Linked DNA regions of Mus musculus: regions 1 and 2 are each linked to region 3. Evidence: chromatin loops called from intact Hi-C (ENCODE). Cell type or tissue: left cerebral cortex. All regions are shown on one strand.

Region 1 (8,000 bases), 90 kb before region 3:
CAGCAGACGGCGATCGCGGCCCGCGCCGCTACAGGGTCCACACTGACAGGCCTAGGGGCTTCGGGCCCAGTGCGCAGCCCTCTACTCCCTGCAGCAGGTCCTGAGACAGGGACTCCCAGCCTCTCAGATCCACTCTGCTTCCATTCCGCCCTGAATCTGCGCCTCCTGTTGGCCGAGATGGCCTCAAAGACCTCTTCCGACGTTCTTTATCTCTCCTAAGTTTTCTCTGCTGCTTCTTCCTCCTGCTGCTAACTTTCCCCTTTCAGTCCCACAAACTGTCATTTCGGTTCGCTAAAGATCTTTCTTCAACTATTCTCTCAGCCTTGTGAGGGTACATCAGAGCCTGCAAGCCTTTGCCCCGGGGAGCTCCCAGGAGACACCTCTATGTGTCCTCTGTCCTCCAAGTGTCTCCACCAGCCTTGAGAGAATCATGTTCTGAGCATGGCGAGGAGGAGATTGTCATCAGGGCAGATAATCTGAACCCCATATGAAATAATTTCTAGTCTTGCATGGTCCCCAACGTACCCAACTTGTTTGGAGCCTGAGAGACTAATGCTGAGCTTAAAAACCCATATATAGATGTATCAGAGCCAGCCTTCAAAAAGAAGGACAAGGGCTTCTGTCCACAGGGGCCCTCTCGGTCTCATGAGCACAAAGGTGTGTGTAAAGGAGCCAAAGTATTGGTTTTTCTATGTCAGGGGTTCGAGTTGAAAGTGTTTAAAACCCAGGACTTGGTTTATTTCAAAGTCAAGACTATTGTGCAAGAGTGTAGGCACATAATTTCATATATACAAGCCTTCATAATTTATCTATGAGCACTGACATATACAAGCACCCATGCCTGCACACAGAATAATTCCCACTAGCAATGAGCTGACTTGAATTTTTGAAGGATTATAACCATAGGTTGAATAAAAACTTAGCCACTTTGTAAAGTCGCTCTTTGGCATTCTGAGCAGTGGCACCATGAGATTTTTGAGTTGCTGAGAGAACAAAGATTGGTCAGTCAACAGTGAAACTAATCCCTTGCCTTGGGTTCTGGACTTTTCTTAGTTTTACTTGGACACAGTGCAGTTTTCAAATCCTAAAGAATATAGTTTTTAGGAAGGCAGCCCCACCCAGCCGTTGGGGAGATGGGAAGCAGACAGAAGTGTTTATCAAACTGGTTGTAGACTGTTCTTTTTGTGTCTGTGAAGCCATTGGGGAAGTGACTATAGATAGGGAAACAGAAGGAGACTTCCAGAAGCTGTCACTGACAGGACCCTCTGCTCATACCAGGATGGAAGGCACAAGGAGGTCTGGCACACCATGCCCACCACTGCTTAGTTGGCACAGACTGCAACCACCAATCTTCTCTGTCACTTGGCAACAGGTTACACCTGCATCTCTGATTTCATACTTCTGCAGGTGGGCACCCATAGGTTTTGCACCAGCTTGGACTTGCTTCTGCAGAATAGTTCCCAGAATGCCAAACACCAACATGGCAGTATGCATTGTGATGCCGTTTACCTCCTATTTAGATGTCCTAGAAAACAAGAGTAACATCCTATTTGGAAACAATGTTCAGCCCTATGGTAGGAAGAAATGAGACTGTTTCAAAGTCATCTATCCAAGTTTCCTAAGGCATAAAGCATTCCTGCAAAGCTCACTGGAGTGCAGGGTGTTTATAAAATAAATTGCCCCATTGATATGGAAAATAATGTGCCAGGCTTGATTTACACAAAGCATTTTCAGGGGGTCTTTGGCTATTTAGTTTAAAATCTAAATTGAAAAGCACAAGAAAGAAATCTTTCAATTGCTAAGTGGATAATATAGTTTATAATTTGTAAACCGTTTCCTTTATTTCAGTCTTGCTGACTTGCCCTAACACAGCGGATCTCCCAGCACACCCATCACCTCCTAAGTTATCCAAGGAAAATGGTTCTACGGCATTCTTAAACAATAGTCCTATTCGTTTTTGTTCATTTACAATGTAACTGATATTTGTAGGTAGTTCGTGAAACAAATCAAAAGATTTAATAAACTTGATGGCTGAAATAAGAAGGTAGCTGAAAACTAAGTTTATGACCTAGATGTTTATAAAAATATGAAACGATGTTTCCCTTCTAGCACAATTCTATATTATTTGATGAGTTTTCTAGTAAGTGCTGAATGGCCTGAAATGAAAGCTCAATCGGGCTGAGGGCTGTACTGTGCTGTAACAACCTGAGATAAAAAAAAATAATAATAAAATAAAATAAACCACTGTAATAATCATAGCAAGGGAGCAACGGCGTCAGGAAATTCACAGCCTCAGATGTTTTTGTTAGTGGGGGGGGGGGCTGTCATATGTTCACCGTCCAACATATTGGAACACCTGTATTCTTGCTATTATCCGGGTTATCTGTCATCAGAAGAGCCTCTGGATTACACGCGAGGCGGTCTGCAGGCATCTGACCAGGCTTGCTTTACCCACCAGCAACCTCCCGAAGCACCTAGATCTTAGAAGTAGAAACTCTATCCTCTCCCCTCTGTACCCCGCCCCAGGATATCTGAAGAACTTGTAGACTCTAAAGGTCTTTCTGGAAGAAGCCTTTACAATAACTCCCCCCCCCTTTTTTTTTTTGGACATGATGGTCTGATCCCAAGTAGCCTGGGGTGGGGTTGGAAATCTCTTATACATCCCGGAATCATATTTGTTCTGAGATTCATGGATTACGGCCATTTGTGTATGTCTTGATCATCCCCAGAACTGCCCTTTCTTTTTCACAACATACGAAGAAACAAAAACAACAACATACAAAAAGGCGGCCCTGTCACTGGACCTTCCAATTCCGTTTCAGCGCCCGCACCCCACCCCCACCCTCGCAAACCCGAGTTCACACGATTTTCAAAATCCTTTGGCAAACAGCTTCTGGGAGAATCGCTTCAGAAAAGCATAGGCTAGGTAGGTATTCTTTTGCTGTTTCCACAAACTTCTTTTTACTGTCGGAGTAACAAGATTCCAGCTAGATCTTGGTTTTGACCTTCGCAGAAATTCAAGAGGATATAGAGTAAATTGGCACCTGACTATAACACTCCGCTCCATTAAAAGACACCCCCTCCCCCAAGAAAGTTCGGGGTAGATTAGGGAGCTAGGAGCGTAGCACCACACAAAAACCGCTGCACCTCTTGCCACGGAGACCCGAATTATAGATCCCGAATCTGTAAAGGCCTTTGCAGGCTCTGAGAATGCACCGAGCGCCAGGGGTGGGAGAGACTGAGCCGCCCCGCTTGGCCTGAAACCCAGCAGAGGTACTTTGGGCCTAAGCCCCCCCCCCCCGGGAGGATCTCCCCCGCACCGCTGTTATTCTGCACTCCCGGCTGAGCTGAGTGCAAAGTGAGGCCTCTATCTCCAACTTTCCCCTTCCCAGCGGGCACAGAGTTGGCTGGCTGGGGACAGGGGAGGAGCTGGGTCTCCAATGAGCGCATTTAAACACGACCCAGGGCTGTATTCCCCCCGCCTCCCCCGACAGCGATTCTTTCTTCCTCTGGGTTTTCAACCCAATCGTTAATCATTCGGAGCGCGCGGGCGGGGAGAGGCAAAGGGGGCGAGCTCTGGGTTCGCCGCCGCCGCCGCCGCCGTCGCCGCCGCGCGCGCGCGCTCAGGAAGCAGTGTGGCTGTGACCCCGCCCCCCCGCGCCCCCTTTTCCCCCTCCTTCCTGCCCTTGTTCCCCCCCTCTCTCCTCCTCCACCTCCTTGCTCCGCCGCCCGCGCCCAGTGTATCTACTCCCTCCCCACGTCACTCGCCAGCGCGCCATGCAAATCACCGCCGCCGCCGGTTCCCATTGGCCGCGGCGCGCTCATTTAATGGCAGCCCGGGCCCGGCGTATGGCTGCTGGGCCCCCCGCGCCACCGGCCCCGCGTGCGCCTCCGCTCCGAGCGCACGGCCTCGGGCAGGCAGCGGACAGCTTGTCCTGGGCACAGCGGCACAGCTCTCTGGCTCTCTGCTCGCGTTGGCACTCCCACTGCTGTCCCTAACCCCCTCCCTGGCTGCACCGCGATCGCCCCCTCCGAACCCCCCTCCGAGTCCCCCTCAGCGCCTGGCTCCCCCCAGGCACCTGGGACCAGCACATGCCCAGCGCACGCGGCGCACCGCCTTGCTAGAAGTTGCGGTCCCAGAGTTGGAAGCCGCCAAGGAAGCCAGCACAGGAACGGAGACTTCGAGCCGACAAGAGGAGGCAGCGAACCCTGCGTCGGGCCCAGGGGCACCGCTTCAGACCCAGAAAGTGGAGCCTCAACTTGGCCACGACTGCACCTGTTTGCACAGTTCAGCCCTGAGTGACCGGACGGCAGCAATCAACCTGGCCATCGGCCTCTTTGGCAAGTGGTTTGTGCACCGGGAGAAACTTTCCACCTGCGAGCTGGACCCGCGCTAAGTGCGTGTGCTTTTGCCTCTTTTTTGTTGTTGTTGTTGTTGTGGCCTCCACCCAACCCCCTTCTCTCCGCTAGGCACCCACCGCACACACACCCCCCCCCCCAGTCTCTCTGGGCTGATCCTCTCTCCACCCACCCACCCCCACCCGGCCGTCTATGCTCCAGGCCCTCTCTTTGCGGTACCGGTGAACCCGCTAGCCGCCCAGATGTACAGCATGATGATGGAGACCGACCTGCACTCGCCCGGCGGCGCCCAGGCGCCCACGAACCTCTCGGGCCCGGCCGGGGCGGGCGGGGGCGGCGGTGGGGGCGGGGGCGGCGGCGGCGGCGGGGGCACCAAGGCCAACCAGGATCGGGTCAAGCGGCCCATGAACGCCTTCATGGTGTGGTCCCGCGGACAGCGGCGCAAGATGGCCCAGGAAAACCCCAAGATGCACAACTCGGAGATCAGCAAGCGCCTCGGGGCCGAGTGGAAGGTCATGTCCGAGGCCGAGAAGCGGCCGTTCATCGACGAGGCCAAGAGACTGCGCGCGCTGCACATGAAGGAACACCCGGATTACAAGTACCGGCCGCGCCGCAAGACCAAGACGCTGCTCAAGAAGGACAAGTACTCGCTGGCCGGCGGGCTGCTAGCGGCCGGCGCGGGTGGCGGCGGCGCGGCCGTGGCCATGGGTGTGGGCGTGGGCGTCGGGGCGGCGGCGGTGGGCCAGCGCTTGGAGAGCCCAGGCGGCGCGGCGGGAGGAGGCTACGCGCATGTCAACGGCTGGGCTAACGGCGCCTACCCCGGCTCGGTGGCCGCGGCGGCTGCGGCCGCGGCCATGATGCAGGAGGCACAGCTGGCCTACGGGCAGCACCCAGGCGCGGGCGGCGCGCACCCGCACGCACACCCGGCGCACCCGCACCCGCACCATCCGCACGCGCATCCTCACAACCCGCAGCCCATGCACCGCTACGACATGGGCGCGCTGCAGTACAGCCCCATCTCCAACTCTCAGGGCTACATGAGCGCGTCGCCTTCGGGCTACGGCGGCATCCCTTACGGCGCCGCGGCCGCCGCCGCCGCCGCTGCGGGCGGCGCGCACCAGAACTCGGCGGTGGCGGCAGCGGCAGCCGCGGCAGCCGCGTCGTCGGGGGCCCTGGGCGCCCTCGGATCTCTGGTCAAGTCGGAGCCGAGCGGCAGTCCGCCGGCCCCGGCTCACTCACGGGCACCGTGTCCCGGGGACCTGCGCGAGATGATCAGCATGTACCTGCCCGCCGGCGAGGGTGGCGACCCGGCGGCGGCAGCGGCTGCGGCGGCCCAAAGCCGGCTGCACTCGCTGCCACAGCACTACCAGGGCGCGGGCGCGGGCGTCAACGGCACGGTGCCCCTGACGCACATCTAGCGCCGCGGGGACGCCGGGGACACTGCGGCTTAAGGCCGGCGCCCCGGCGACGAAGAGCGAGGCCTGCGCCCCAGCCTCCAGAGCCCGACTTTGTACCGAGGTCCCCGCGCTCTCGATAAAAGGCCGCTCTGGAGAGCCGAGCGCCAGGTGACATCTGCCCCCATCACCTTCCCCAGGACTCCGAGGCGCTGACACCAGACTGGCCTCTTAGACTGAACTTTGGTGTTTTCATGAGACCTTTTGTACAGTATTTATCGTCCGCAGAGGAGGCACACAGCGTTTTCTCGGCTTCGGAGGACAAAAGACAAAAACCCAGCGAGGCGATGCCAACTTTTGTATGACTGCCGGCTCTGTAACTTTTTCCGGGGTTTACTTCCCGCCAGCTCTTCTGCCTGAGGCCGAGTGACGGACCTCGAGCCCTTCTCACTTGTTATAAATCTAAGTAAGGCAGATCCAAACATTTACAAGTTTTTTGTAGTTGTTACCGCTCTTTTGGGTTGGTTGGTTAATTTATACCGCAATCCCCTCTCAGACGGTGGAGTTATATTCTGGGTTTTGTAAATCTCTGTATCCGAGCATTTCCAATTTTTTGTTTTGTTTTGTATTATTTCTTGTAAATGCGTTGTGACATTTTTATTTTAGGCGTTGCGATACGGGGGGAAGAGGAGTCGGATGTTGTACATAGCCTGCAAGTCTTTCATCTAAAAGCAAAAAACAAAGAGAGATACCCCCAAAATGCATCAAATTTGAATCAATACATTTAAGAGAGAAAAGCCCGTTTCCCTGTGAAATCGAAACGTGCTAATTTTATATGCATGTTTTATGAGTTCAAAATACAATTAGCAATCTGTTGGAGGAGAAATTATCTGCAGGGCCCAAGAGTAAGGAAATCCCACCAAGCGGAGTGCAGCGTTTCCGTGACTTTATTCGGTGGGGAAAGAGAAATCTTAAACTCCATAGATTATTTTGTAGAGTTCAAGTTGACACAGAAGGGAAGTAATTACAAAATGCTTCCTAATGGTTTAGCGTTTTAACTGCCATGGCCCTGGCTTATTTTTTTTTGCATTTCTTTCCTGTGGTTCTGCCTTTTGCATACTGTAGCAGTTTTGAGGCAGCTGGGTCTCAGAAGGAGGATGGGTTGTGCTCAGTGGTGGGACAAGGCCAAGGATAGGGACAACAGCCACCGCCAAGACAGCGTGCCTTTGATTTCTCTGTAATTGGAATTGTAAGTGAAATTATCTTCCTGTGCTTCAAGGAAGCAATCCTGACCCAGACCTCACCACCACAGAGTCTCTCACCCAGGTCTTATCCCATCCCCTCCCGATTCCTCTCTGGGAAAATCCAACATAATTCTACCGATTTTCTTACACACACACACACACACACACACACACACACTCTCTCCTGTGTGAACCGGGATGCAGATTGCCAGGGAATGTAAACACAGAATGCTGTGTTTATCATTCCTGACCAGATCTTGAGGTTGTTTGATGCTTTAAATATTTTTAATTATATTTTTTCTAGGTGTTTATTGGTATATTGCAGGTCCCCCCCCCCTGGAATTTAAAGTTCCCTGTAAAACTTTGTCTTCAAGTAATCTGACAGCATTAAATATTGCATTTAAAAGTTATACTGTAGCAAATATGTTTTAAAATTAATCATGACATTAGAATGAAATTCTATTTTTGAAGGAAATTTTCTTTAAGTCCAGATGGGGAATGATACTATTTTCAGCATCCTTTCCCCTGATTTTTTCCCAATTTCTTTTCTTGGAATGAATATGGACTAGCCATTCAAAAGTGGACTTAATCTAGCAATTCAGTAAGACCAGAGCTCAACCTACATTGGAGAATATCTTTCAGTATAAATGCTAATATTACAAGTGACACGTGTGATTTTTTTTAAAGTCATTTAATGATTTTGCTTAAACCCCTCATTCCTTAAAGTGATTGCAAGAGATTCAAGAATGACGCCCACTGCTTTCTGATGAGGTAATAAAAGAACACCCCTCCCTTTTTCCTTTCTTTGTTTTTCTTTTAGGGTTTTGCTTTGTTGTTTCTAGAGCTGCTTAGCCTACCGCTTAGGAGTCCAGGAGGGAGGCCACACTCTGTGGCAGTCTAGGAAGAAATGCCCCAATAGCCTCAGGGAAATTCTAGAGAGTGTTTAGAGTCCAACCCACTTCCCCCTTAAAACGCCAAGACCTTTGCAGACTGGCCCCCAACA
Region 2 (8,000 bases), 57 kb before region 3:
ACATATATGCCCACATCTGCACAGATAAACATACCTGCCCACACCTTCGTGAACAAACACACCTACATACACCTGCAAGGGCACAGGCATGATCACACCCACCCACACATTATCATGCCTGCAGAGGCATACATACATACTTGAAGGGGACATACGTACTTTACATACATACATACATACATACATACATACATACATACATACATACTACTAGTAATAATAATAATAATCTAATAAATTTTCTCTATGCTTTTTCAGGAATACTCTATGAGGTCAAAGCTGGTCCCTGTGTCTGTCTTCAAGGACACAAGCCAATTTAAAAAGAAATCATTCACTTAAAAAGAATGTTTAGATCAGCTCCCACTGGTGCAGACTGATTGGTTAATATCATCTCAACTTAGCGTGTTCTGAAAATAAGGGTTACTAACCTTCACAGACAACCAGTGGTCTCAGGGAGCCACGAAGCTGTCTCGGGACTGCACACAAGACACACACAGGTGAAGCTGGATGCAAGTCAGACCTGTGAACTAACTCCCCGCAACCGAGGGGGGAGGAAGTGACCACATCATCTCATTGGCTCTGCAGATCCAAGTCCACTCAAACGGCAAGCATGGCCCAGGTAAGTCACTTCACTAAGCACGTGGGCCAGAGTGAAGTGGGTCAGTCAGTCACTTGGGCACAGGAATGTTCAGGTGGGGGGGGGGAATAAATGAACTTCTGAGAATGTGAACTTATCAGATGACTTGAGCAACAGGTTCTTTCTCTAATCGATGTGTTTCCCAGGAAACCTGAACTGCCCCACCCCTCTCTGACTATTCCTAAGGGAGAATATTTGTTTTCCCCAATGAGTAAATTATTAAGTCATCATCATCATCAGTAATAGTAATAGTAGAGTGTGGTTATATGAAACAGGGTTTCTATATACAGTCCTGGCTGCCCTGGAACTTACTATATAGATCAAGCTGTTCTCATACTTACAGAGATCCTCCTGCCTCTGCCTCCCAAGTCCTGAGATTAAAGGCTCATGCCACCATGCCCAGCTAAATGAATAATTTTGGAATGCATGTGCAACAATGGCGTGTATATTGTGTTAGCCACACACTATTGTTAGTACGCTTGCTAATTCATAACAAGTTAACTCTCACAGTACAATGGGCATGTTTTTAAAATATTTTTGGCAAAACGTTACAGACTCATTATACAGTTAATTAAACCTCTCACCCCAATTGCTCTGGGTTCTAAGATGCACACATGGAATGTCTTTATCCTTCTAGAGTTGGATGCACCCTCAGATTCAACAGCCGACCACTGGCATCCCTTTTTCCCCCTTCCACGGTGGTACATGGAATAAAAACACACCCCGGGCTTGCTGGAATACCAAGGAAACATTCATGCCCATGGAGGTAAGCATTACAGAATTCGTGGTCTGTATGGTTGAGAATAAAAATAATTTGTGGCAAGATCAACTATCCTTTCTAATCCCTTCTTATTTAGGAGTTGTAAATTATGCCCCCAAACTAGAGCATGGCTCCTTTTATCTCAAGAGCATTTTGCCACATGCATCTAACAGAGAATGCCCTTTGCCCATCTCCACTACCAACTGAGAAGGCTACAGACAAACCCTAGCAATTTCTCAAAGAATGAAGCAAGCCCTTGGGCTGCATTTACTTAACATACAAATGTTAAAACTACCGCTGTGCAGGTTTGCAGCAGGTGGCTGTGCAATGTTCTCTCAAGGCCATAGGAAGCAGCTACTGCATTGCCAAGAATTCCACCCTCATCCTCCACCTGCCACCAGCTTCCCAGGCCTCCCTGTGTCTGTTCTCAGAGCCGGGAGTTGTAGAGGGAACAGGGCTGATGGCAAACTAAGTCATGGTCATGCTGTGGTGGTGAGAGGGTGAAACGCTATACTTGGGTATAATTTGATGGTCTTCTTCATTGTCATTGTCATCGTTGTCATCATCTGATCAGGATTCTAGACAAGAGCATCAGCTCTGCTAGTGCCACGCCGGAAGTGATTCTCCTCGTGAGCAAGCAGGCCATGCCACGCGCAGGAGGCAATGCTGTGAGCTCATGGTACTAGACATGTGGTCCGAGGGCTGAAGGTGAAGCCGCTTTGCTTTCAGCCCCTGCTCCTTGCCTGGGCTCATTTTCCCCTGGACCCTCCTATGTGCACAGTGTGAAGGGAATTACCTATTACTTCAATTATTTGTTTCTTATCAGCTGATGTTAAACTACAAGGATTTGCATTGAATGGACACAAAGAAAGAGCAAGTCACGGCACATCGCCAAATGAAAGAGTGATGTTCTGGTGAATTTAGCCGAAATAATTTACTGCTATAAAAGTGGGGAAGTGGAAGGTACAGCCTTTGACCAATAAATCCCTGCTGCCCGTGAAACCCTTATCTGGTCCCCTCCGATACATTCCACACAAGGAAGCCATCATCATCGGCTCTGGCTTGTTATTTGTAAACCTTGATCTTCTGCACTTGCTGCCCTAAATATGGGTAATTAGCATCAGTTTATCGCGCTTCTGCATATTTCCTGCACTCTCCAAACACGCGAGCTTCCATTGGCTGCCGTTCTGCTACAGGAGATTATGAAGACAGATTGCACAGAACGAATGTGCTAAACCAGATTAGGAAGGAATAGAAATAGCAACTTGGCCAATAAATTCCTCGTGAGAGCCTTATCACGCAATTACACGTTGACTAGCTTCACACTCTCCCAGCCTCTTAATCCAGTGCCCCCACCAGGAATAAAATTTCACTCATTTCTGAATTGCCGCAGATCCTCCTGACTTGTCGCTGAGAGTGGCTGGAATGAGTGGGGTTGCAGGAGACATGGAGCCGAACTTTACAATGAAAAAAAAAAAAAAGTAAACTTTGATTGTCAGCGTGGGTGGCTTGCGCGAGTTGGGATGTTCAAAGTGGCTCAGAGCCTCTGAGTGAGCATGTACAGTCTGGGTTCCCAGTCAGGTAACTTTGCTCTGAGTCCCACATTTCCTCCTGGTCTGTCTGAAAGGGAGGGCTTCCTCACTAGTCCGCCGGCCGCTGCGAAGCATGGTTGACTGCAGAACGGTGCGCCAGCTGCAGCTCCTTCCGGTGGACCTGAAAGTAGCCAGAATCCTCCTGATTAGCAATTCTGGGACACTCCCTCCACCTCTGTAAGTTCAGTTCCCTCCTTGCTCAGACAGGCTGTCTCTCACACCCTCTCAAGTGCTCTAGCCCCCTCTGCACATTAAGGTGTATAAATAGGAAAATTCCTGCCCACTCTGCACCGTAAGGATTGCAACCAAGAGCACTGTAATAGGGCTGCTACAGGAGGAGCTTGATTCTTGTTCCTCCCTGCCTGTTAATGTTATTCTCCCCAGGGCTTTATAATAAGTTAGGTATTTAAAGAGGCCCATTAAGCCTTTCGATCTACCAGGGGACTATTTATAGCACAGAGCCACAGTCAGACATCATGAGTACCCCCCACGGAAGCAAGGTACGGCAGCAAGAACCCCACAGGACTGAGCTTCTCTTGGCTAGAGGGCATACATGGACATCTGGATCAAACAAGAGCCGAGTAGCTGTGCTCCCAGAAAAGACTTCCTGTTCAGGGTGGAAGGAATTCATTAGCTATGAAAATCCAGAGCCATTGTGAGGCAAGTTTTTAATGTGTCCATCACAATATGGCCTCTGCTTTCTATTCTCTGGGAGGTTCTTACGGGGCTTTGCTAAGTTAAGGGTCTCCTGAGTGATACAGAGAAAGGGTTCTAGTTTTCCTTTCTGAAACTTGAGTTCAGATCAGCATCCACAAAGTAGACACTGGCGGTGCCTCTGTCTACAGGGACACTGCACGCACTGTTTCTAGAACCTACTGTGGCTTCCCAAGGAGGAGCCCTCCCTTGACGAGCAGCCATCCAGAATCCAGGTATACCTGGACCTTGAAAAGGATGGTTTTGCCTTTTGCAGGCTGTCTGGTCTTTTGTTGACTGGTAAGGATTTTGTTTTGCAGAGAGGAGCCTTCACTAACCTTGAGTGGGAGAGAATCAGCCAGGGCCTCTGCGGCACATGGAAATACTTGTCTTAAGTAGTTGGCTCTTAGAAATCACAGCCCAGATGCCTGAAGCAGAAGGAGAAGCACCTGTAGTGGCTGTCACCCTGCAGGCACCTCTGTTACTGGAGTCACCAAGAAACGGTATTACGGGAGTCTTGGAAGTGAGAGTGCTCCTCTAAGGAGAGACCCAGGAACCTGTTGCTAAGGGGCCAGCATGCAGGGTCCCTGCTGGGCCTGCATAGAAGGAGCCCGGTGCTTAGTGGTTCCTTCCTGAAGCCTAGGCTAAGGATTCTATATGGCTTCATCCTCCGCTCTACTCAAGCAAAGACAAGCTTCAACTGCTGGGCCTAAGGCACATGGAGCTCAACTCAACAACTGGGAATGGAGGACCCCTCCAGAGACCCAGAAGACCCCCGCCCGGGGGGGGGGTGACATCAGTTGGGGAGCTATTAATAACTGCCCTCCCCTCCCTGTCATATTTCCTGAACTGGTGAGCTTTGTGGAGGGGTGGAGTAGGAGGGAGCCGCTTGCCATTAATCTGGGAACAAACAGCTAACCCCGGTGACTGGTATTTTTCCTTTTCTTTTCTCACTTTTCTCAGTGTGGGGAAGGCGATTGTGAGGCGCTCTGCTGGAATTTGGCAGCGCGGAGGCTTGGAGAGCAGCCCCATGCTGGCTCCTATTCAGCCGGCCAGTTTTCCTCGAGCTTTGGAAGTTTCACTCAGCCGTGCACTCAATGGCTTCACAAAGCTGATTACAAGCTTCAGCGCATTCCTGAAGGAGCCAAAAGCGACGCAGGTGCAAACGAGCCGAGGGAGCCCCTTATCCCGGTGACAGAATGGGACAAGCTGGGAAAGGCTTGGACCACACAAATCCAAGGCTCACCAGGCAGCAGAGAGCCTGCCTTGGGAACCGGGGGTCATTATCCGCCCTATTCAGCGGGACCGGGGACCCTGGGGCCAAGGAGGCCGGCCGGGCGCAAGCGCCACCGCCAGTACGCGCCTGCAGCAGTGGGGACCCCGCTGGGCGTTGCAACCCGTCGGGATGTTGGGCGCTGCGTTTGTTCCCACCGACAGCGGTCAGCGAAATCCATCCTGCGGGTGAAAGCCGGTGTCCAGGCTAACCGGGATACAGGAGAAGGAGGGTAGCGAAGATGCTCAGTGCGTGGACAGTGCGTAACTTTGGTAATCGAGGCCGCACTGACGTGGTCCTGCCTCAGGCCACTCTCAGCCCCATCCTATCCCTGCTCGGGCCCGGTCCCCCTCAGCTTGTCTTCATTTTTCGTCTCTATGAGTCATACTGAGAGCGACCTTCAGAAAGTGCGGTGGGTGGCGGTGGGTGGGTGGGTGGGGGGTTCAGGGGCGGGGAATACTGGCTGGTAGCCCCGCAGGATCAGATCACCAGGTTGTCCAGTGCACCCTGCGGGGCAGTGGCGAGCCTGGAGAGCCGCCTCTGCCTGGGAGAATTAACGACGTCACAGCCAGAGACGAAAGAACTACAGGTCGCGGGGACAGGCTGGCTCCCAGGGTAGAGCTTGCAAAAGGGACGAGCGTGGGACAGACTGAGGTGGGACTGTTGTAGTTCAGGGGCCGGCCGATCCGGCTCCGTAGGCTGCCCCTATGTCCCTCCCTCGCCCCATCCAGGCCAGCACAGCACGAGTAACGCCAGCCTAGAGCCCTCCCGCCGCGTCCTCCCACTCCCGGCCCCACGTCTCGAAGCCACAGCCCAGCCCCACGCTTTGCCCGGCTGCACCCCGAGGTGCCCGCGTGCAGGGCGCGGGCCGGCAGGGCGCGCTTGCCGACGCTCTTTTGTCTGATAACTAATTTGAGTTAATGCGATCTTTATGTAAAGCTAACAGCGGATAATTGTCTATTTTCTCGCCAACAGTCTCCATCACAGTCACTTATCTGGAAACCTGCGGCTGGATTAATCGCTATATTCCCAAGATGAGCGGTGCTGCAATCCGCAGTGAACACGGGTGGGAACACGGAAGCTTCCCCTAGGTTCTTGCGGGGGCCAGCAGCTGGCCAGCTCCCTGCAGTGGATGCTGCACAGTAGCTAGCACCTGTTTGGGCTCGGGTTGGGGGTCTACGAGCACTTAGGCGCACAGAAGATGTGGAAGAGAGGAAGGAAACAGGCCTGTGGGGACTCCGGCCTGAGAGAGGTTGATTAGCTCCCAGTAAAGGCACAGAACTGCCTATATAAAGAGCTTTTTAACCTGAAAATGATGCTGCTGAGTCTTCAGACCGTGGTCTATTCAGATGCAGAAAAATGTTCCCTCCCATCTTGATCTCCCAGCCTCACCCCTACCACACCCACAGCTACTCCTTAGGCCCCTCCCCTGGAATTTTCTCCTTCGGGATCCTGGTCCTACAAGGGTTAGTAATATTTACTTAGGAACTGTGGGCGTGGAAATAAATCCTAGTTGTTCAGCCCCTTGCCCTACCTGTTCCAGTTAAAGACGGTGGGTTGTACCCAGGCAGTGGTGGCGCACGCCTTTAGTCCCAGCACTTGGGAGGCAGAGGCAGGCGGATTTCTGAGTTTGAGGCCAGCCTGGTCTACAGAGTGAGTTCCAGGACAGCCAGGGCTGTACAGAGAAACCCTGTCTCAAAAAACCTAAAATATAAAATAAAATAAAATAAGATGGTGGAGTGTGTGGTGCCAAAGCTCTAGGGAGAATACTTGTCTACAAAAACTTTCTCTGCTGAGGTCAAAGCATCAGCTTCGAGGGAACTACCACTTGGTGTGTGAGGTCTCTGCGCCTGGGCAACGGTGTCTCTGTAGGTGTGAAAGCTGGGCATCAGCTTGTGACAGCTTTAGGCCACAGAAGCCGAAACTGTGCGCCTCCATTTTGTCAGCATATTAAACATCCAAGAGTGACCACCCATTGGTCCATCACATTATTAGATTGTTAGATTAGGTGGTACCCCAGGATGCTTCTGCAACAGCCTCTGTAAGCTCCTCTTAAAAGTCTCCTGGTTCCTCCTCTCCAGCAGCGAAAGCAAACATGTGAATCTCTGCAAAGCAAGCCGAGCTAAGGTTCCCAGGACAGTCATCCTCATGCCCTCTGGAGGCCTTCCGGCTTCAGCTCTCACCTGAGTCCTGTCACCTCTGATATGTGGACAATGCTGAGCTGGACAGCCCCTGGTCAACCAGGCAGAACAGTCTATGCAAATGCCGGAGGGCAACCCTGGGAACAGTGCACCCATTGTCCGGGGCCTTTCAAAGCTGGGAGCAGCTGCTCAGACTGGCCGCCCTGGACCCTTGGCTGCCAGAGTAATGTCATCATTGCAAGATGTAGACTCTGAAAATTATACGACCCGAATTCATGAGCAGCCTTGTCTTGAGTGTTTCTGTCTGTGACACATTTCAATGTCCAGAGCTGCTTCTGTTGTTGGGGACCGGAGGAGGGCATGGGCAAGGGAAAGTTTGCAGTTTCTTACTAGAGGGTTTGAAAACTTTACAAACTAGCCTTGGCTTCTGAAGTGGGGCGTCTGGCTTAAAGGGCTAAGATGTGGAGGCTTTTTTGTTGTCTCTTGCTGCTGCTTGCAAGTTTAAGTGCACTGAAAAGAGACTGGATGACGAGATGGAGCAAGAGGCAACCGCAGATGCCAAGGTCATTTTCCTTAGCTGGAACTCCAAATGCCACCTTCTAGAGAAGCAAGCAGGCTGGCTGCATCAGCACTCTCAGACCACCTCAGCTCCCTTCACAGAAGCATCAGTGGTTCATATCATCGTTTCCATCTTCCCTCCCTGCCTCCCCCACCCTCTTCTCTGCAACCTGGACTGTGAAGAGATGTTCTTTGGCCAGGGGATGGTGGTTCCTGGTGTAAGAAATGAGAATGGAACCAGCAGTGGGTGGCCTGTAGTGTGCCTGCTGCCGAACCTGCAAGTGCATCCCTCTGGTCTTCAGGCTCACTGCCTACTAAGTGGTAGGGGCGGGCAGGGGAGTGGGGG
Region 3 (8,000 bases):
TAGTCACATGCCCCCCCCCCAAGTGGGGGGGATGACTTTAATGCAAACTGTAGTTAACTGTGTGGCTTGTGGACGATCATTGTTCGCACAGAATGTGAAAAGCTGCAAATGTATAAATTGCCCTTTAATTAGATTTCACGTGTCACTGGTTCGCTTAGCTGAAAGGGCCTCGCAGCGCTGTGAACATAGCTGTGAACGTGGGCTTGTTAAGATCTGCTGGATTTCAGCTCGAGGTGCAGACCGTAGAGCCAAGTAGAAATGTTTGAGCGAAATCTGCCCTGCTCTCTGTTTTGTCTCTCAGCCTGTGTCTGTTTCCCTCTCTCGGCCCTTTCTTGTGAGATCAGGCTGCATACAGAAGCCTGTCCCGGTGTTACTCAGAGAGCTGGAGGTGGCTCTCCAAGAGCAAGCCCACATGGAGAGTCATGGTTCCTACACTAAGGTGACTGCAGGCCTCCTGTGCTTCAGAGTGCTCCCTTCTGGGTGCCCCTCCTCCCTGTGTGCACCCCACAAACTGTCTTAATTAGGCCCAACCATTGGGGAGGTTAACAGGTGGCACCTCAGATGGCCAACGAAGTGACTCCAATTAGTCTGCTGTCGGAGTCACTAGGAGTGCAACGTGAGCGGTGGGTGAAGGAAGCCCCGGCCCAGCAAATGTCTGTTAGCACTTTCAGACAGGGTTTTCTAGTTCAGGGTCTTAGCATATACTATAGTCTCCTTTCCTGAGAGGCCTCCTTCCCAGCTAAGTGGAAATGTTATAGAATGTCGAGTAGAAAAATGATAGAAATTCCAAGTTTTCCATTGAATGGCATAGCAAGCCTCGGGGTTGCCTGCATCCCAGTCGCTGCGCGAGCCTTTTCTCAGTCCAGCAGGCCCATGCTGGGCACTCTGTCCACCTAGAGGTCACTCAGTAGCTCCCTAGTGACCCTTCCCTTACTGACCCAGTCAGGGCTGCTGTGTTAACCTGTTAGCATGGATTTGGCAAAGCAGAGTATCGTGCTTCCTGTGAGAGAAAGCAGGGAAGAGCAGGAGAGGTGGAGAGAGACAGAGCAAGAGACCTTTGTGTAGGCTGTTGTTACAGTCATACTTGTCACTATTAATCTGCCATTGTGCCTAATTTACAAGCTAAACTTCAGCATGGAACACACATACAGGAAAAGCTTAGTCTACACAGGAACCTGCACTCTTCCTGGGTCTGGGTTTCTAACTCCTGGGGCCTTGGAATGCACCTTCTAATGATAGGTAGACATTAGTTTGCCCGAGCCAGCGCAGGTCTGCCTGCCGGTCCACTCTCTATCTGGCCCTGTGTTTGCGTCAGCAAACCCTGAGGACCACGTGAACTGTGAGGCATCTCCAGCCCAGCTAAGGATTCAGTCCTCTGGAGCCTCGTGGATGCAGAAGATGCACAGATGTGCCTCTCGCATCAGCAGCTCTCCATGCCACGTGAAAACAAGGAGGGGGTCATGGAAAGTTCAGCGGGTGAGGAGAGGAGCACCCCTCCCAGTTGCCAGGTGAAGTGGGAACTGTTTGTATAATTATTTGAAATTAGTTCTCCAAGATCTGACTGAAAAAGGCCTCTATGTGCTTAATACATAGGGTTTTCTTTCTTCTGCGCTAGCAGGTAAATACTGATACTAAAGGCTCAGGCTGCTGTCTTTTTGAAATGACTGGGGGCAGGGCATGTGACAGAGTTTGACCTTTGGTGTGAGGAGGCAAAGGTCATTGTGTGTACTCATCTGTGCCATTCCCTACCATGCCTCAGGACTGTAGTCATTATCACTTTACCCACAGACTCCCAGGACCTCGTTGTGTTCTTGGCATCTGAGAGGGCATTCTCGTGCTCATCTGGAACTTAAGTGCCTTGACCTCTAGCTCACAGGCACTGTCCTTTCTCTCAGTCCCTATCTCCCTCTAGGTTGTCCCATTAGACTACTTTAATTGTTACCCAAGGATACAAGATGTCCATTCTAAAGATGCTCAGGGCTGGAGAGATGGCTCCTTGGGTAAAGCGTTTGCTACTGAAGCAGAGGACCCGGGTTTGATCCCCCCCCCCCCGCCCCGCACCCATGTGAAAAGCTGGGTATGGTGTCGAGAACACATTATCTGAGAGCCCCTAGGGTGGGGTGAGGCAGACTCTATGAGATTGCTGGCCATCCAGCCTAGCCTAATCAGTAAACTTTGGGTTCAGTGCACCATGCTGTCTCAAAAATTAAGGTGGAGAGCAATTACGGAGGACCCCCAACTTCAACTCTGTCCTCTACCTGTATGTGCATGTATATCTACGTGTGCAAAGAAAGTGGGCAGTCGCTTGGATAATCTTTACCCAAATAAACATATTTGGTTTCCTGAAGGCATACAGACTTGAGTGCCCAGGCTCAGAAAGTTGTTCCCACAACAGCCTCTCTCCCAGGTCTCCTGTGCTACCACCTGGACTTACTGGGAGCCCATAAGCTACACCCCTACACTGAAATCCCTGGACTGGAAAGTGTCTGTGGACAGCCACCTTCAGAAACTGTTTTAGGAGTCATGTCCCTTTGCTCTAGAGATTTCCTATGACAATTTCCAAGACAATATGGTAGCTGGGAGGCGCACACCTCAAGTTAGAAAAAGCCCAGGGCTGAGGTATGGCTTGAGGAAGGGCAAGTCCAAAAGGACACGGGCAGAATAGAGGAAACGCATGGGAAGAGAATCCTCCATTGTGCCCCTCTATAGAGAACACACAGAGCGTGACACGCTGAGTCACCTGTCCCCATCGCGCAGGCAGCTGTGTTGTGTTGTTGTTAGTACAGCTGAAGAAGCAATAGGAAGCCCTCCTGCATCTGGGGTTCCAGAGCAGCCACATGCTTGCCTCATTCGTCACGTGATTCCTCTGAACCTGCCAAACACGGAAGAATGGAGGCCCTAACATGAATCTAGCTTAGACAAGAAGAACAGTAAAGCTGTCCCTTCAGGGACATTGATTCCTATGATGTGACACACTATGGTCCTTCAGCATGGCCCTTGATGGGCAGGTAGGTCAGGGGTCCCCTCCTACATTCTGTTAGAGCAAAGTATGATGGGAGGTTTTCTCAGCCCCTCCTAGCCACCCAGCACCAGCTAGAGCCAACTGGGGTTCTAACCCCTCAGCAGCAGCTCCTGAAGGAAAAGTCCCCCAAGCATGGAGCACCCCAAGCAGCTCTGCCTTCAGGACAGGCACGTGAGGTGCAGCTTTCTTTCTAGAAGGTTCCAATCAAGACAGCCAAAATGCTTACTTTGTCAAAGACGGAGAAAATATTTCAGCAGAAGTGTACGGTATGCAGAGCTGAAGCAGGCCTCTCAGACAGGCAGGGAGTAGACAGACACTCTGGGGTAAGACCCAAAGGGACAAGCTCTTCCCGATACTGTGCCCCAACCCCATCGCCATCCTTGGTAACATCAAAGGGTATGGTTGGAGCCACAGACTTAATTGAGAACATGGCTGGGTTTGCGGGGCTCTCTCCTGATTGGTTCTTAGTTTCTCGCCTAATTAGCATATAAGAGAACCAGTCAAAACCTACTTCCTCTTTTGAAACCCACTTAGAAATCCGTGGGCAGAGCTTCTTTCTTGTCACCAGCTTCAAGGTCCTTCTTTAGCGCTGAGAACTTTTATGTTTAATAAACCCTTACCTGCCTCCCTCTTTGCTTGCTGGGCAGTGTTCTATATCCTTAAAAGACAAGAATTCAACAAGAGAATTTGCACTCTTTGGGGTTGGGGGTTTTAAAAGCTCAGGAAATAAAATGTGCAGTAGGGCAGCACAGGCAGGGCGGGTAAAGAAGTACGTGCGTGGGTGCCAGGTGGAAGTTTTCATTGAGGCCAGAGGCCCCGGGGTTAAAGGGGAGGGGAGTCACCCCAGGAAAATCAGGCACCAAGCAAAAGCAGAAGAAACTCAGTGAGCCAGCCAGACATTTGGAAGAGGGACCATCTCAGCAGCCATGGTCGATGGATGCCACGAGATCCACAGGAAACGGGAGACAAGTCTGTGTCTTGGGAGCCAGAAAGAAAAGCGGCTCTTTATATTGTTTGCTCAATCACCGTCTCCTTGGTTCCATGTTCTGGAGCTGTCCTCAAGCACAGCACCCTAGGTGGCCTTGGAAGCAAGAACAAGTAAGTCTCTAGGACCCAGACACAGCCCAAGGGTGGCACAGCCAGGTTTCTCTGGGGAGATCTGTCCCAGGCCTGCCCAGATCTGGAATCTGCACAATACCTCCGCCTCCACCTCTGCCTCCTCTGTCTCTCTCTTTCCTTTTCTGCACCCCTCTCTCCATCTCTGCCTCCCTCTTCTCCCTGCCTCCCTCCCTGTGCTCCAGCCTGCATCCAGACTCCCCCATTCATCCACCGGTTGTAGTGGATACAGCCCCCCACTCCGATGTGACCTCATTTTGGCTTTGCCAGTTCCATCTGCAGTGAGTGACCCATCACCAAACAAGGTCGCTCATTGGAGGAGCTGGGTTGTAGGACTTCAGCCCACTTTTGGTGCGGGGCACGATCCAATCTGCTTTTTAGAGGCTAATGTTTTGGGTTATTCAAAAGGGAGACAAAGCTCCCAGTTTCTCTCTGCCAGGACCACAGAGCAGATGCTCTTGCGGAGTACACTCGGAGGCTCGCTCGGGCTGCAGAGCCCTTGTTTGGGCCCATTGTGAGGCTCATGAAAACCTGTTTACTTCCTCGGCTGCCTGGATCAGCCAGCGTTCTGGACTTTGGACATCTTGGGCTACAGTTGAGATTTGGATCCTTTCCCGGGCAGACAGACAATAAAAGGACCACACAGAGAGACAGCCCCGGCTTCGCCAGCTCACATGGCCAAAGAGGCTGCCACCCTGCCAGGCAACTCAAGGGCAAAGGGACAGGCCAGAAGTGCAGGGTACATCTGACGTGACTCCTGAGAGAACCCACGCACCGCTGGCTCCTTACATAAGCGGCAAAGAACTGCCCTGTCTCCTCTACTCCTGACCTGCCTCGGGTTCGTTCGAGGTCAGTGTGGCTGAGGTATTCCGGCCACCACTGTTTCCTTGTGAAGAAGGAAAGGGCTTACTGAAGGGTGGGTGCTAGGGAGAATGAGCCGCCAAGACTTCACAGTCTTAGGGTAGAGAGGCGGAACCAGCAATCAAGGCTGCCAGGCAGTGCCCCTCTCCTGTCTTAAGGAATGCCCTCACTACAAGGCCATTCGGACAGGTGGCTCTAGAGTGCTCCGCCCCCTGACATCCTGGATAAACGAGATGAGAAGCAAGCAATTAACGGAGGGAAAAAAAATACCCAAGGAACGACCAGGAGCTCATTAAAACAAAAACACAAGCTAGATAATTGCCCAGAACGCATCCACCGACTCTGGAAGAGAGGCGAGAACAGCTGGATCCTCCTGCTCCACCCTGCCTGGAAGAGCGTCCGTTACAATGGAAATGAATTTGGGGGAGGTACCGCTAAGACTGCCAGGATTTCTACAAGGCCCAACCCTGTAGATTGAGGGTGAAGAGGGAAGGCTTTTAATTAACTACTTCTCCATCACTCACACTGAGAAGAAAGGGGTTCTTGGAAACATGGCTGCCAGGGCAAGGACAGCATAATTTGCTAAAGAGCCACTTCCTTCTGTTAATTCTCCCCAAAGCAGCCCAAGTCTCTGAATATAAGGGACAAGACAAGACCAGCAAGCAGTACAGACTCTGCAAAAACAGGGACTATTTCAGCTAGCTGGACTTCAGATGTGACCCACTCTCTGAAAGAACAATGTTGAAGGTGAGGGAATGCCAGGAGGGAAGGATAGATGGACAAGGAGGACACAGAGGCCTTTAGGGACAGTTCATGTCACTTCCCACACATCACTGTGACCGACCAGAACACCCTAGAAGCTACCCAAGGACTCATCACCACACCCTGCGTTTGACCAACAGCTAAAACCCATCTGCGTCTTTTAAAAAAGTGAAAAGACTGTGACTGAGCATCATTAACTAGGCCTCCGGGACAGAAAAAAGAAGATGGAGTGTGCTCTGAAGGTGTCTTGAGTGTGAGGTTCTGGCTTCCTGACTAAGGCAGCCAGGGTGCTCAGACCCAGAGTGACTGACTGTGAATCAGTCACCTCTGTGTGATGTGTGTGCTTCTCTGAGCAAGGCACTGAGGGGGATACAGGATCCCAAGAACAAACTCCCCAAGGAGCAGAGGGCATTCGAGCCAAGGCCTCTGCAGTAGCAGGTGTAGCAGATGCAATATAAAACCAGAGAAGATGAGCCAGTGTAATCCAAGCTATACATAAACACACACACACACACACACACACACACACACACACACACACACACACACACGAAGGGCTCGGAACAGCAAGGAAGTGAGGGAGATAAGCCAAAGCACAGGAAGATGGGCTTTAAGCATCTTCAACTCAGGGATATGGCTTATTGAGTAGAGGACTGGCCCAGCGCACCAGGGACCGAGTTTGATCCCAGCACTGCCTAAAATGAAGTGGTAAAAGCCACATGGGCTTGTAATGTAATCCCAGCCTACAGGTTTACTAGCTGGAACCGGAAGCTCATCTCAGTGTCTTAGTTTGGGCTTCTATTGCTGTGATGAAAAACACCATGACCGAAAAGCACAGGGAGGGAAGGGTTTATTTTATTTGGCTTACACTTCCAGATCATAGTCCTTCCCTGGAGGAAGTCAGGACAGGAACTCAAGCAGAGAAGGAACCTGGAGGCAGGAGCTGATGCAAAGGCCATGGAGGGATGCTTTTTTCCTATGGCTTGCTCAGCCTGCTTTCTTACAGAAACCAGGACCACCAGCCCAGGAACCGCCCTACCCACAATGAGCTGGGCCATTTGTCCATTAATTAATTAATAATTGAGAAAATGCCTTACAGCTGGATCTCATGGAGGCATTTCCTCAGCTGAGGTTCCTTTCTCTGTGATAACTTATGTCAAGTAGACACAGTAATCAGAGCGGACAGTTAGTCTCAGCCTGCTCTAGCCCAATCTGGGCTATCTTAGACCCAGTCTCAAGACTCTCACTGTGAGTCTTCACGGAATCAATTTTACTTTCCCTTTAAAAGTTTATTTTTTATTTCTTATTCATTTGTATACCTGTGTCTCTGTATGGATATGCATACATGTGAGTGCAGGTCCCCACAGATTCCAGAAAAGGACAACATATCTAACCCCTGGACCTGAAGTTACAGGTAGTCTGAGCTGCCCAAATACGTGTGCTGGGAACTGAACTCCAGTCCTCTGCAAGAAGGTTGGTTCTGTTTCTTTTAAGAAGTGTGGTGGTTCGAATAAGTTTGGTTCCCATAGACTCTGGTGTTTGAATGCTCTGCCCACAGGGAATGAGTGCTATTCGGAGGAGCATCCTTGTTAGAATAGGTGTGGCCTTGTTGGGGGAAGTGTGTCATTGTAGGGGTAGGCCTTGATGCTCAAGCTCTGCCCAGTGTGGAAGAGACAATCTTCTGGCTGCCTGGGGATCAAGATTAGAACTCTCGAGTCCTCTAGCGCCAGGTCTACCTGCACACTGCCATGCTTCCCACCATGATGATAATGGACTGAACCTTTGAACCTGTAAGGCAGCCCCAATTAAATGTTGCCCTTTGTAAGAGTTGCCTTGGTCATGGTGTCTCTTCACAGCAACGGAAACCTAACACAAGGAGGAGAGAGGTTTTATTTCAGCTCACCGTCCATCACTGAGAGAAGATAGATTCAAACAGGGAAGGATCCTGGAGCAGGAGCCTGCCACAGAAGAAAAAGGAGGGTGCTGCTTAAGGCCTGTGCCCCGCTGCTTTCTCACCTTGCTTGCGTGCTTGTTTTTTTAAATTTTTAATGTTTTGCTTATTATTTTATTTGTGTGTGTGTGAGTGTTCAGGCTGCATGTGTGTGCACCACATGAAATTCTGGCACCTGAAGAGATCAGAAGAGGGGACCCTGGACCTAGAGCTACAGATGACTGTGAGCCACCACATGGGGCCCAGGAGTGGAACCTGGGTCCTCCACAAGAACAACAAGTGCTCTTA

The links. A loop is a pair of places that touch in the nucleus more often than their neighbours do. Peaks named below come from ENCODE experiments on the same cell type or tissue, not always from the same donor. Only the 100,000 strongest peaks of a DNase experiment are listed, where the experiment ranks them.
Region 1: it touches region 3 in a loop (2.7-fold over the local background); 3 of 42 quality-filtered maps call a loop at or near these places.
Region 2: it touches region 3 in a loop (2.1-fold over the local background); 3 of 42 quality-filtered maps call a loop at or near these places.

Annotation. Positions count from the first base shown.
Region 1 is chr8:12,391,760-12,399,759 of GRCm38, forward strand. Sox1 (SRY (sex determining region Y)-box 1) reads left to right here and starts at 3,760. Exons shown (of 1, transcript NM_009233.3): 1 at 3,760-7,796. The coding sequence starts at 4,602. The coding sequence ends at 5,777. All of the region lies in intron 1 of Sox1ot (Sox1 overlapping transcript), which reads left to right. In left cerebral cortex, a CTCF peak has its summit at 5 (motif pointing right); DNase peaks (open chromatin) are centred at 385, 3,151, 3,521, 3,758 and 4 more places; H3K4me3 peaks cover 3,715 bases; H3K27ac peaks cover 1,406 bases.
Region 2 is chr8:12,425,505-12,433,504 of GRCm38, forward strand. Sox1ot (Sox1 overlapping transcript) reads left to right here. Exons shown (of 8, transcript NR_027975.2): 3 at 259-619; 4 at 1,275-1,403; 5 at 4,003-4,534; 6 at 4,646-5,227; 7 at 5,931-6,919. Among named protein-coding and RNA genes, the nearest start is that of Sox1, 34 kb to the left of the region's middle. In left cerebral cortex, no CTCF peak of the experiment used is centred here; DNase peaks (open chromatin) are centred at 4,722, 5,759 and 7,313.
Region 3 is chr8:12,482,041-12,490,040 of GRCm38, forward strand. No RefSeq gene overlaps it. Among named protein-coding and RNA genes, the nearest start is that of Gm33532, 9.7 kb to the left of the region's middle. In left cerebral cortex, no CTCF peak of the experiment used is centred here; DNase peaks (open chromatin) are centred at 200, 4,198 and 4,642; H3K27ac peaks cover 248 bases.